Linked DNA regions of Mus musculus: region 1 is linked to region 2. A link is a loop called in an ENCODE intact Hi-C map of the cell type or tissue named here. Cell type or tissue: left cerebral cortex. All regions are shown on one strand. Each heading gives the region's core, and the rest is flanking DNA. Links, peaks and the distances in the headings are about the cores only.

Evidence for each region. A loop is a pair of places that touch in the nucleus more often than their neighbours do. Peaks named below come from ENCODE experiments on the same cell type or tissue, not always from the same donor. Only the 100,000 strongest peaks of a DNase experiment are listed, where the experiment ranks them.
Region 1: a loop joins it to region 2, with 5 times the contacts of the local background. A loop is called at or near these places in 3 of 42 quality-filtered maps.

The regions. Positions count from the first base shown.
Region 1 is chr6:33,927,406-33,932,405 of GRCm38, forward strand. The region is part of intron 17 of Exoc4 (exocyst complex component 4); the gene reads left to right. Among named protein-coding and RNA genes, the nearest start is that of Gm13853, 63 kb to the right of the region's middle. In left cerebral cortex, for the core only: a CTCF peak has its summit at 2,521 (motif pointing left); a DNase peak (open chromatin) is centred at 2,517; H3K27ac peaks cover 880 bases.
Region 2 is chr6:34,188,940-34,197,135 of GRCm38, forward strand. No RefSeq gene overlaps it. Among named protein-coding and RNA genes, the nearest start is that of Gm32533, 4.1 kb to the right of the region's middle. In left cerebral cortex, for the core only: CTCF peaks have their summits at 4,985 (motif pointing left) and 6,221 (motif pointing right); a DNase peak (open chromatin) is centred at 4,976.

The DNA.
Region 1 (5,000 bases), core at 1-5,000, 260 kb before region 2:
TGACACCTAATTGTCTCTCCTATCCTGGATGGGGTCCCAAAATTGAAAGAGCGTGCAGTAAAAATGAAGGAAGTCTGGATGAAGTTGGGTTGTAGATAATGATGGTATATTAATGTTGGTTCATTAGTTGTGATAAATGTGCCATACTAATATAAGATGTTAGTAGGAATAATGAATATAAGTTACTTGAGAACTTTATACTAACTTACTTTTTTCAACTTTGTGTGACTAAAACCTCTTTTTAAAAATAATCTGTTAAAATGTTATCAAAGACATTTATGCCATGAAGATCTGCATGTGGATGATTTATGGTGAGCATGAAAAGATGCTCACCATAATCTGTTATTAGAGAAATGAAAATCAACACCACACTGAGATAAGCCTGCCTGCACAGTCCAAATAAAAAAGGGGGGGGGTAGAGTTGGCTCTTTGGCTAAGAGCACTGACTGCTCCTCCAGATGACTCAGGTTCAATTCCAAGCACCCACATAGTGGCTCACAACCATTTGTAATTCCAGTTCCAAGGAACTCAGTGCCCTCTTCTAGCCTCTATGAACAATGCACACTCAAGGTGCAGGCATACATGCCAGCAAATGCCCATATACATAAAATAAAAATAATTTTATGTTTTGATAAGAATATAGAGGAACTAGTGCTAGTGGGAAAATGGAAGGTACAGTGGCCTTGAAGAACAGTTTATCCCTTCTTCAAAAAGTTAAAAATAGACTTATCATATGATTCAGAGATTCTACCCAAGAGAAATCAAAAATAAATGCACTAAAAAAGTTTTACCCAAATTTTATAACAGTGTTAACTGATGGGTGAATGAAATGTGAATACATACAATAGATATTATGTGGCCATAATATGAAATTTAATATATGATGAACCTTTACACATGAGGCTAAATTAAAGAAGCTGGCCATGAATGGCTACATTGTATGTGACTCTGTGCGAAATATCAAAAATTGGCAAATCTTCAGAGCTAGCAGTTACTTACTGTTTGGAGCTTGTGAGAAAATGAAGATGTGGACTCAGGATTTCTTTTGGGAATGAGTAACATGTTCTAAAATAGATTTTGCAGATGGCTGTACAACTCTGGATATATTAAATGATCTTGAACTCTATACTTCAAATATGGAAATTGTATGGTAGCTGAATTATATTGCAGTAAGTTTTTTTTATGTTGAGCTTTAAAGCTTTAAAAGTCCCAAATGATTTGTCATAGAAAATGAGTAGCTCAAGTTTTATACCACATTAATAGAGAACTTTGTCAAGGAAATATCCTACGCATTTTCACATTTCCCTAATCATCCTGAGAGGTGAACAATCAAGGAAGAATTTGTAAGGAAGTGATGCATAATTTAAATACTAAGTGGATTTATCCAGAGTTGGGGAAGAGCCATTCAAGCAGAAAGTGAGGGACCCTGAAAGATGAGGTCTGGGGGAAGTGAGATCCCCTGTGGTAAGCTGTGGGTGCCACTTTCTTGCCTATAACTCGAAACATCCCCTTCATCATTTCCCTTGCCCTCACTTATCTCCTGTTATCATATACCTAACCTATTTTATATCTGATTGTTCACCTTGTCTACCCACAATAGAATGGGACCTCCATAGGCAAGGGCTCTTTTTATAGCATTCACTGCAGTAGCCCCAACTGAGTAGGACCTCAGTTGTAAATGTTCTCAGTTGTAAAGTGATTGCTGAAGGTGTGGTCATGATTCTGCTCAGAGCTAGCAGGAATAAAAACAGATATGGGAAGTAAGACGGAGTTTAAAAACCAGCTCAACTTAAGTAATGGTTGAATGTCAGAGGCAGAGGAACGGGAGTTAAGGATGACCCTGGAGCATCTACACACAGAATCAGCAAGTAAGGTAGGGGAACGGGGAGGACTGGGCTACAGTGTGAGGATATGTGTAAGATGCCTGTGGGACTTCAGAGCAGATGTGTCTAAGACACAACAGGAAGCTTAACAGAAAGGGTGGGAGTAAACAAACAGACCTGGGGAAGCGTCAGCATGGAGCCATCCAACCTCGGAAAGGAAGGGTCCATAGGCCAAGGGCAGTAAGATGGTGATGCATAAAGCCAGCAGAGCACAGAGCACACAGCCATGCTGCTACCTGAGTAGAAATGCTACTTCCCCTGTCAGTGCACAGATCAGCCTCCTTCAGGATGAATGAAAGCCATGTCTCTTTTTAAGTCACCCACATCCCACGTGAGCTCGCCTACCCAGATTCTTCCTCGAGGTACCAGGAGCCCAGCCCAGAAACTAAACGTGCTAAGTGGGACCCCTGCTTCATCCTTGACCTTTGTACTTTGCTAAGTCTAGGAATGCCCTCGGCCATGACTGAGAATGTCGAATTCCTCCCTTGGGGGCTGTTGTGTATACTTATCTTCTACAGGCTTATTGCAGAGGGACATTGTTTTGGTTTTTTGCAAAAAGGTTAAGTTTTCCTGGAGTGACCGGGGCATAGCTTGCTATAGGATTAGCGATGCCGTGCTGCCACCTACTGGAAGCACCCACAGCTGTCAGGACAGACCTGTGACTGAAGACTTCAGTGCCTGGGCTGAACACTGACTGCTTCCCCTTGCAGACTCCTTTGCTCGGCCAGAAACAAAATATTCCCTGCATCTGTTTCCGCAGTCATTTTGAAACCAGCTTTATCCTGCCACCAGTCATGTCTGCCCTTCCAATCCCAACCTTTTTTGCAAGCTTCGCTTTAAAGGGCTTCATCTGACCAGTTTCTGTTTGGATTTGTGGTCACATGAGGCCAGTCTTCTGCCAAACATTCTTTTAATAATGATGACCTCTAGAAGCTCTGAGAAGGAGCTTTAATTCAGCGGTGATAATAAAGCTAGCTCTGACTCCTGGCAGCCAGGAAAAACAGGCAAGTGATGGGTTTTATAGCTTTTACTGCCTGATATAAAAAAAAGGTACCTGTTAATAAAAGTCAGTGATAAAACAAAAATGAGTATAATTTGATATCCAAGAGTGTTTTCTTAAGGACCGTCTATTACATTATTTAAATAATGTTACTTTTCTTGAATTTAACCTTCTTTTGACTTTGCTACCCATTTCTGCCTATACCGTTTTCTTCTGGTCTTGCCTCTCTTAAGTTTATTATACTTAGAGTAGATCTCATACATTGCAGAAACTAATTGGTCTCTAATTAATGGTTTAATTGGGGCTTTTTGGATGCAGGTGAGCATGCCTCACCAGCCTGCATAGCCTCCAGAGCGCCTGAAAACAATGAGAACTCATAATCTCCCCAGAAAAATGCCTGCCTCTAATTAAGGTCTGAGTTCTCCGAGACATGCCTCACGTGTGAAGGCCTTAGTTAAATAAGATTTCCTTCTTGTCGTGATAGCATACAGTCAGTTTCTAACTTGGGGTTCCTCCCAATTCCTGGCAGACAATGGATCTGTTCACTGTTGCTTATTTGCTGGCACTGGCATTGCTCAGAGAATACCATAGATGGCAGATGCTATTATGCAATGAAGATCCCAGGGAATAGAAATGAGAAATAACTTGCCCAAGATCTCCCATCAGATTGTCTTTATGTATCCTTCGGTGCCTCTTTGGTCTCGTGCTTAAGAAATTAAGTTAGCCTTCCGTGTGAGGCTGTTCTTCTGCCTGAAAGGACTGGGTTACATTGTTCTATGTAAAAATTCCAAGAACTATCACTTATTGATTTTAGTAGAATTCTTACTGAAAAATTGGAAGCTGGAAGCTGACCCCCTTCTTGTTTTATAAATAAAAGTTTAGTGTTGAAACTAACATGTTTAAAATTCAGAAACACAGACCAATGAGACAGCTCATCCAATAAGTGGCTGAGGCAGGAGTACCTGAGCTCAGTCCCCAGAACCCGTATAAAAATAGCTGAGTGTGGTAGCCCACACTTGTAATCCCAGCACTGGGGAAGAGGAGATAGGTAAATTCCTGAGGCTAAGTCCAATCCCCCTCACTTAATAAGCTCCATCTGTCCAAAAGGAAGTTAGAGACACCTGAGGACTGAGGCCCAAGGTGGTTCTGAAGCCCACCCACACCCTAGTTCCCCAAAATAAAGACTCTGAGACTTCTTATATATGAATAAATGCCTAGACCCTTTGGCTTGTTTCTGCTAGCTGATAACTCAGCTATTCTGTTTAAACTAGTCTGAGGCCTGCCACATGGTTAAGTTTATCTCATCTCAGGTTCATATGACTGGCTTCCTCAAAGTAAAGGACAAATTTTCCCAAGCCTGACCACACATACACACACACACACACACACACACACAGAGTACCTTCTGCATTCCTCTGCATTGCTTTCCCCCTTTCCTAATCTGAAAAGACCAAACCCAGATGCTGAAAGGAAGCCACATGGCATGGTGAGCAAAATGGCTTTGCTCTCAAGTCTTCCCTAATGTGTCTTTGTAAGCTAGAGCTTTCTAATTTTCTATATTCTGAAATTGATGTTTTATGTGCTTAATTTTCACATTTTCCTATATTTTAATGTTTTATGACTCATTTTTATTAGCACATTCTCCCTCCCCACATAATCATAAATGTCTTATAACTAGTCACCAGGATTGTATTTAGTTTCATTTCTGGGTATCTATAGTTTATTATGTAGTTTATTTTCTCTTCTCTTTGTAATAGGCTTATATAAATTGAAAGTATTTATAAACATGGTCTAGACTTGAAAGTATGTTTAGTATACACGAATTTACATGTGTTTAGAGAACATCCATCAATAAATACAAATAGTTTGCCAAGAAATTATTTTTATACCTAGCCTTATAGTCCTGTGGGAATAAATTGTTTTCTCTAAAACAAGGGTAGCTCCAAAATAGATTTGGTGTAAATTGTCCATGTATGCTAATGAAAATGTACTACTATGGTAAAAATGAGCATGCTTATAGCTGAGCTTGATATATGCACTGTAGCAAATGCTTTCTCCACGTTGGTTCTTTGAAATTGTGTGTAGATGTTACAGTCACATGTTGTGAATAAAATGGA
Region 2 (8,196 bases), core at 1,874-6,873:
ACGATGAGATAACCATGTCACAGAGTCAGTACTGGACTGCCTTGAAATTTCTGCTAAATACATTAGTCCATTGCTTTTTCAATTTAGCCCCAGGCAAGTTCTGAAGAGAAGGCTAGAAAGCAGATGATTTTTTTTTATTTTATTTTTTACCCAATTATCACAATGGTCTGTATCCTAGTTGCTAATATTGTTCTGCCTCTTACGCTGGGCCTCCATGGTCCATACTGATCTCTCCCTGTCTTCGAACTGTCTTTCAAGCTCCTACTAGGATAGCCTGTAAAACCCCACTTATGATGTTTAAAAATCTCCAGATCTTCCACATTCCTCTAAAAGAACTGCATGGTTGGGTTTGTTGCAGCAACAGCCCCCTTCCTGGTACCTGTTACATTCGTTACTTTTCTATTGATGTGATAAAACACCGTAACCAAGGCAACCTGTAAAACAGTGTTTAATTGAGCTTATGGTTTTAGGTGGTTAGAATCCATGATGGTGGCACAAAGGCTCAGCTGCAGAGACTGCTGAGAGCCCACATCTTGATCTACAAGCAAGAGACAGGGAGTGCATTGAGGATGTCTGGAGGTTTCTGAGGCCTTGAACACTTCCTCCAACCAGGCCACACCTCATAACTCTTCCCAATCGGTTTCACCAATGAGGGGCTGTGGGAATGTGTGACCGTAGAGAACATAAGATAGCCACTGAAAGACCTTGCTAGAATAGCATGCTGGGGAGCTTCCTCTAGAAGGTTGTGACTAACACTCCCTTCCCAGAATGACCCAGCAAAACAAGGCTTACAAGAAAGCCCCGACTATAAGGCAGGTGCAGATAATAACCAAGAATGCTTCAGTTCCCTCTTTTGGTGACTAAGACATCACCTCACCCAGGGTCATCAATGCTGCTTAGGGAAGGTCATGAAACACTTGCCTCTCAGGAAGGGAGAGGCTAATTACCATTTTTAAAGGGGTGAAAGAAAAGGTCAGCTCTGCCAACAGTGGGCTTAAATAAACTTGCGTTGTTAACAAGTCCTACCCTTAAACTGTATAGAAAGTGTGTGCTTAGGAGATTCAGGGGCACCTCTGCCCCATTGCAGGACAGCCCCAGCTCGCAGGATCAATAAACCTCTTGCTTGTTTCATTGATCTCCATCTCTGTGTTTCTGTGAGTGGAACATCCCAGACGTAAGGCTCTTCAGGTCTTACAGGGTCAAGGATTGACACTTATGAGCTGACAGAGACCATTCTCACTATACATTATAGTCATCAACCAAAAGAAAGCAACACAGGCTTGCCCACGGGCCAGTCTGGTGAAAGTACTTTCTCAGTTGAGCTTCCCTCTTCCAAGATGACTCTAACTTGTGTAAAATAGACTTGAAACAGTCTGCACGACCATATCTTTGGGTAGTTATCCTAAGGCAGAGGTTCTCAACCTGTGGAACATGACCCCTTTGGGGATTGTATAGTCTATATTTTGCATAAAAGATACTTACCTTATGATTCATAACAGTAAAAAAAACTACAAGAAGGTTGAACAGCATATGAGATGCATTCAGATTTTGGTTGAAATTTATTTAATGATTAGGAGGATTAAACATCTGTTCATTTACTTATGAATCAAATATTGGTCACATACAGAAATATCTGTTCAAATTGTTCTTTGACTTTACATTTAGAAGCACAGTAAAGAACAAATTCTTTAGGTTGATGGTGTCTGAACTCTGATTAGTCTCTAAGCAGCAGAACTAAAAGGAGCAGGAGGCCGTCTCAGAACACCCTTCACTTGACACTTGCCCTAGTGTGTTAACCTTTTATGTTGATGAATCTTCTTATTTTTTCTTTGCTAAAAAAAAATCATAAATTTGCTCATAATTCAACAGTGCAAAGTCAAAAAGACATAAAAATGTAATAGGTTTGTCTTAGGGTTTTACTGCTGGGAGCAGACACCATGACCAAGGCAAGTCTTATAAACAACATTTAATTGGGGCTGGCTTACAGGTTCAGAGGTTCAGTCCATCATCATCAAGGTGCAAGCATGGCAGCATCCAGGCAGGCATGGTGCAGGCAGAGCTGAGTTCTACATCTTCATCTGAAGGCTGCTAGGAGAAGACTGGCTTCCAGGCAGCTAGGATTGGGGATCTTAAAGCCCATGTCCCAGAAACACACCTACTCCAACACATCTCCAAATAGTGCCACTCCCTGGGCCAAGCATATTCAAACCATGACAAGGTTAAAATTGTAAGCCCTTCCCTTGAAACTCAACAACTCAACTAACTACCTTCCTTACATACTTCTGCCGTTCCTGAGTTTTGTGCATTTCTCTCATTAGCTAATAGGCAGAGATACATTTTTTAAACACAAATATTTTTCCTTAATCTGTCTTGGAAACTGTTCCATATTAGCCTGGTGATGGTTCCATATTAGCCTGGTGATGGTGCCACCAGCTCCTTTGGCTTTCTAGACATCATCTTACCGTGTAGCCTTAGCTGGAACTTGCTGTGTGAACCAGACTAGGCTTGAATTGCAGCAAATCTTCTGGCAAGCCTCCTACCGACCTCTGTCTGCTGTGTGCTGGGATAACGGATGTGAGCCACCACACCAGGTCCCGCGTTTCTCTTCTTAACATCTGAAAGTGTTCGGTTCGTGGACGTGGCATCTTCTATTCAGCCACATCCAAGGTCTATTCTCTTGGATGTTTAGGCTCCCCAGTGTCTTGCCATAATGAATGCCAATATGTTGAATAGCACTGTATTCTTAAGCAAACTAAATGGGTGTGTCACCAGAAAATTTGGAGAATCCCAACTCAGCCTCCAAATGATACCAGGAAAGTGAGGGTCCCTTTTTGAGATTCTTAGTCTCATTAGTAACAGAGTTTAAGAATAGACTCTAATGGAAGATTGAGCCCAATTTATTAGAGTCTAAAAGGAAAAGCCTAGAGCAGGTAAACTGTCAATCTCACAGTTGCCTAGAGGTGGGGGGAGGGAGGGGAACGGAGGCATAGTATGGAAAAGAGAAGGAAAACAACAACAACCATATTGTTTGAAAAGAGGGGAACAGAGGTCAGTCACATGGTTGGAGGGGAGCTTTAGAGAAAGAGTAAGGAAGCCCAGAGTTGTGGAAAGCCGGTACGTGCTGCGAGCAATCGCATGTGTGCCGCCAGTAATCTCTGAGGAGAGCTGTGTGTGCCGCGAGCAATCGCCATTATAAGATGGCGTGGGCCTCCGCTGTGCCTAACTAGTAAACAAGCTTTGTACGCAGGTGCAAGAGTGAATTCACTCCTAGTCACTCCCATTCTCGGGGTGTAATAGTGGGGTGATGGGCAAGCAACGAATCGGGAGCTGTCACGCCATATCAGGTGCTGAAACGTCACGCTGCGGGTTATAAAAGCAGCGCCATTTTCCCGGTTCGGAATCTTCCTGAGAAGCAAGCAATAAAGCTTTTGCCGCGGAAGATTCTGGTTTGTTGCGTCTTTCTTGCCGGTCGAGCGGGACGCAATACAGAGTATTGAGGAGACCACAGTGGGCTCTGACCAGCATCCGAAAGAAAAAGACAGACGAGATGGGTGGGGTGGGGGAAGTGGGGATGGGAGTGGGGTGCAGACCCACAGGAACCTCACAGGGGCTCACAGGGTTGCCCCTAGTGTGGCAAAAATTCTGGGAAGAAAATCTATGTTATCCTCAGAGGAACCCTCCCACCTAGGGGGCGTTTCTGCCTTGTTAGATTAACTGGAGAAAAGGTCACTCCTCCACCTAGAGATAGAGTCCCGTGTTTTATTACAGCAGGGAGACAGCAAGCCATTTGTTAGCGGTAAAGCTAAGCGAAGTTAATCACCTCACCTATGTTTGTGTTCCTCACAAGTGTTAATAGCATTAATTCTCTCTCCTCTCTCCCTGCCCTTCTCCCTCTCCCTCTTCCCCTCACCCCCGTATGTGTGTGTGTCTGTGTGTATACATGTGTGGGCATATGGTGTGTGTGAGTGCACACATGTACCGCGGCATACTTGTGGAGGTCAGTGGCCAGCTCCAGGTGCCTGGATTCCACCTTGCTTGAAACACAGTCTCTTGTTCCCGCTCTGCAGGCCTGGCTAGCTGGCCTGAGTTTTGGTGGAGTCTTACTCTGTCTCTCATCCCTCAGTAGGAGGATGCTGGGAATGTGTGCTACCTTGTCTGTTTTTTTCCATGGGTTCTGGACATTGGAACTCAGGTCGTCATACAGGCATGGTAAACACTCTGCCCACAGAGCCATCTTCCCAGGCCAGCAATAACTTTCAAAGATTCTCAAGGCCAAGTGTAAGGGAGTAGATACTTTACCCAAGACAGGAGTGGTGGCAGCTGCCTTTGACCCCAGCACTCAGCAGGCAGAGGCAGGAGGATCTCTTTGAGTCTGAAGACAGCCTGAGCCACGTAGAGAAAGCCTATCTCAAAAAGAAAAAAAAATTAGTCTTGGAGCTGGAGAGTTGGCTCAGTGATTAAGAGCTCTTACTGTTCTTGCAGGTTCAAGGCCCAGCTCTGTGACTTCTGGAAAACCACCCATATATACAAAATAATAAAATAAATCTTTAGAAAATATAAAAAACAACAACAAAGCAATAGTTTAATACTTGTGCACAACAAAATATAACACACTATATACCATAAAATTGCGATTATATACCATCAAAATGATTCTTTAAAGATTGAATGCCACTAGCAACGAGCTCATGCTAACTGAGGAAGAGTTTCCCGATCATAAATCTATTTTAGAACTGAAATTCATTGTACTGAAATCACCCTGAGTGAAAACACCCACACCCTCACCTGTTTGAGCGAATATTCAGTACACTGAGCACAGCTGAGTATGTTGCGTACTCACCTCGGGCAGTTTTGGGCATCCGTTATTAGTGGGGTGGTCCTTACTAGGCTATTCAACCAAGCACCCCAGACCACAAGCCCCCATTCTTCCAGGAAGCCTGCACTGCTGGATGGTGACCCATTCATGCTCCACCACTGCCCTCTAGTGTCTGGTATGCAATCCCAGCCTAGCATTTACCAGTTTTCTCAGCACAGCTAATGCTCTCTCCATGAGAGCAAGGATGACATTCTGCCCCTGTGTGTGCTCAGCTCCCATCATAATGCCTAACTGAGATGCTCACACATAAACATCTGTATTGTGAATTCATCTCTAACCAAGCAAACGCAGGGAACGGATAGATTCCTAGGTTCCATCATTAAGTTCTTCTAACCCTCTCTGTACCTTTTATTTTTGTCATGTCTCACGCTATTGCTGTGTTTATTATGTTTATCCTCTTGGCCTCTGGCCATCGTCCTTTCTATCTCTCTGCAGCCTGAGCACGTAAGACGGAACTTCAAAATAAGTGAGGGGCAGAGGTCTCCATGGCGTGTGTCTATAGCTTTAGTGATAATCTTTCTTGACAGGCAGGCTGGAAATTCAAAGGCATATTTTGTTTCCCTTTCAGCTCCTGCCTTCTGAATTGAGTTGTAAGTCTGGTGAAAAAGTTACTGCTATTTTGTATGTCTGCAAATCTCACGAAAAGTCTGGCTATGTGGCCAGCCCAAGCATAGGAAATAGAGGGATGTACATTACAGTGTAAGAAATTAATGCACGTTTATTGAAAGGCATAAGAATGGCCCAGAGCATGCCACCATTGGCTTTAGTAATGCTGGCAGAGGTGTAAGCCCTTGTTCTGGCCCTTCTGCACAGCTTACACCCCCTCGGGAGGGATTGTTCATGCACTATCGAGTTTATGGATGGAGACGGTGAGGCTTACAGGGATCAGCAGCTTTCCAAACCTGGCAGCAGGTTGTGAAACTTTCGAAAACCCAGATCTGTTTGATTCCAGTGGCTACATTCATGACAGTTCTAACTGCTGGCCCAAGCGGCCCCTGGCCTCATCATGGCTGAGACTGTCACCCAGGAATCTGGCAAGACTCCTCAATGCACTCCAGCTTGTGGGCTGGTCCCCACCTCCTGCTCTTTCTTGGACAAACTGCTCTCAAGCCATGCTGGGTTCCTTTTGTGACAGCGCCATCTTGGCTGGGAAGACTGGGCTTCTTCTTTCTTTTAATTCTGTGCTTACTATGTTCCTTCCTCGGGGAAGGTCTTTCCTGAGCACCTGAAGTCAGCCTGCTCTGATTTCTTAAAAATGACATTGATAGTCTTAAAAAAAAAACTTTATTCATTTTTATTTTAAATATATATGAGAGTTTCTCTGCATGTAAGTGTACCATGCAGTGCTTATAGACACCAGAAGAGGGCAGCAGATCTCCTGGAATTGAAATGGGAGGCAATTGTGAGCTGTTGTGTGGGTGCTGGGAACAGAACCTGGACCTCTGCTAGAGCCACAGATGATGTTAACCAACAAGTTGTTTCTCCAGGCCCAACCCAATTCTTTTAATTAGTTCTTATGGATAGTCTCTCCCATTTGGTAGTAAGTACCAGTAATTTGGGGTGCACTTCTTATGCCCAAACCTGTGCCTGGCACACCACACCCAGTATCTCCCTGTGCTAGCACATTCATTCCTTTATTATATGTCAAAATTCTTAAAGCTGACATGTGTTGAACAGCACTCCCATGCTTGGACCATGCCAGATATTTTGCACTGTGGTTGCATTTATTAGTCTGCCCTGGCCATATGAGATATATTGGATATATGGTATATATGGTATATATAGGATATATGTGTGTGTGTATATATACATATAAATAACATTACATTATATATACAATATATACCCCATATACCACATATATTGTATATTTTATTTTATATACATATACATTATATACATATACATATTTATGTATAAAACAAAGCTAAGGAACATTCTTCCCCCGCCCCCAGTATGAGAGGCTGAGCAGAGTCGGAACCACGTAACCCATCTTGCTCCCTGACTTGATTTTTCCTACAGAGCTCTCCGAGTCTTCTGAGTTCTTTGTGACAAATATTGTCTCCTCTTTTTTTGCACTGATGGCATTTTGATAAGTTATTACAGACAGCGACAAAACTGGATGTGGGGCTTTTCAGTGCGACCTCCTAAGGGCCAGGCCAGGCGATTACATAACCCGAAGGTTTTATTCGGGGCCCTTCAGATCTCTTACTCTGACAGACGGCTTGTCAGGAATAAGTAACTTGGGGTGCGAAACGGCAACTGCGTGTTCCAGCCCACTTTCCGGTCATGGAAAAGCCTCCCACAGATTTTTGCTGATGTGCCATCAGGATTTTTGGTTTTCACATGTAGCGTTTGTAACTGCCATCCTTGAGCTGTTCGCTAGCTGCGGGTGACATCAGGGTGCTCTGGGCAGGCAGGTATCAGTGTCCCCAAGCCTTGGTAGAATCTGCTCATGAGGCAGGGAAGCCAGCAGGCACGCCACAAACCCACCTTGCCCTCCCCTTCTCTCCTTCTTTGAGGGAGGGTAGAGGGAAGCAGTTCACCGCAAATGAAAAGAACTCAGAATTAATATTGACTCCAACTCCCACAAGGCATCAATGTGGTGGTCGGGATTTTTATTAAAAATGAAAATTTGCAGAGACTAGAAAGCCTCACAGAGGCTGGGGAGAAGGGGAAAGGGAGGAGAACGGAAGATGCTGATCAAAGAGTACAAAGTTTCAGCTAGAATAAAAAATAATAACTTTTAGTGGCCTGTTGTAATGCCTGTTAATAATTCTGAATTTATTATGTATTTCAAATTTGCCAAAAGAATAAAATTATAATAGTCTCACCCTAAAGAGGTGATAAAGGCTTCAGATAATAGATACACAAACTACTCTGATGTGCTAGGTATGTACACATATACAAAAGAATCACACTGTCCCCCATAAATATGAGCAATGGTTACAGCTCATTAAATACAAAATAAATAAAAACCTGGGAAGCCAGTGAGTTGACGAGCTGATAGATATGCTAATTAGCTTGATTGACTCTGTAATGTACGCATGAAGCTCTCACATTTTACCCTATAAATAAACACGATGACCTGTCAGTTAAAAATAAAAAAATATATATACATATTTCCCCCACACACAAAGAAACGTTTTGGCATCTATTGACTAGCAAACCCTTCAGTTTCTCTAAATTTGTTCCTAGTTTCTTTCTTGCCCCAAACACCCACAGTTTCATGAAGCAGGGTGGGAAGTGTTACTTGGGCCGCTTTGTTTTTTGGAAAGCAGACAGTGAATGTGTCACCTGGGGAAAGGGAGACGCCCCCA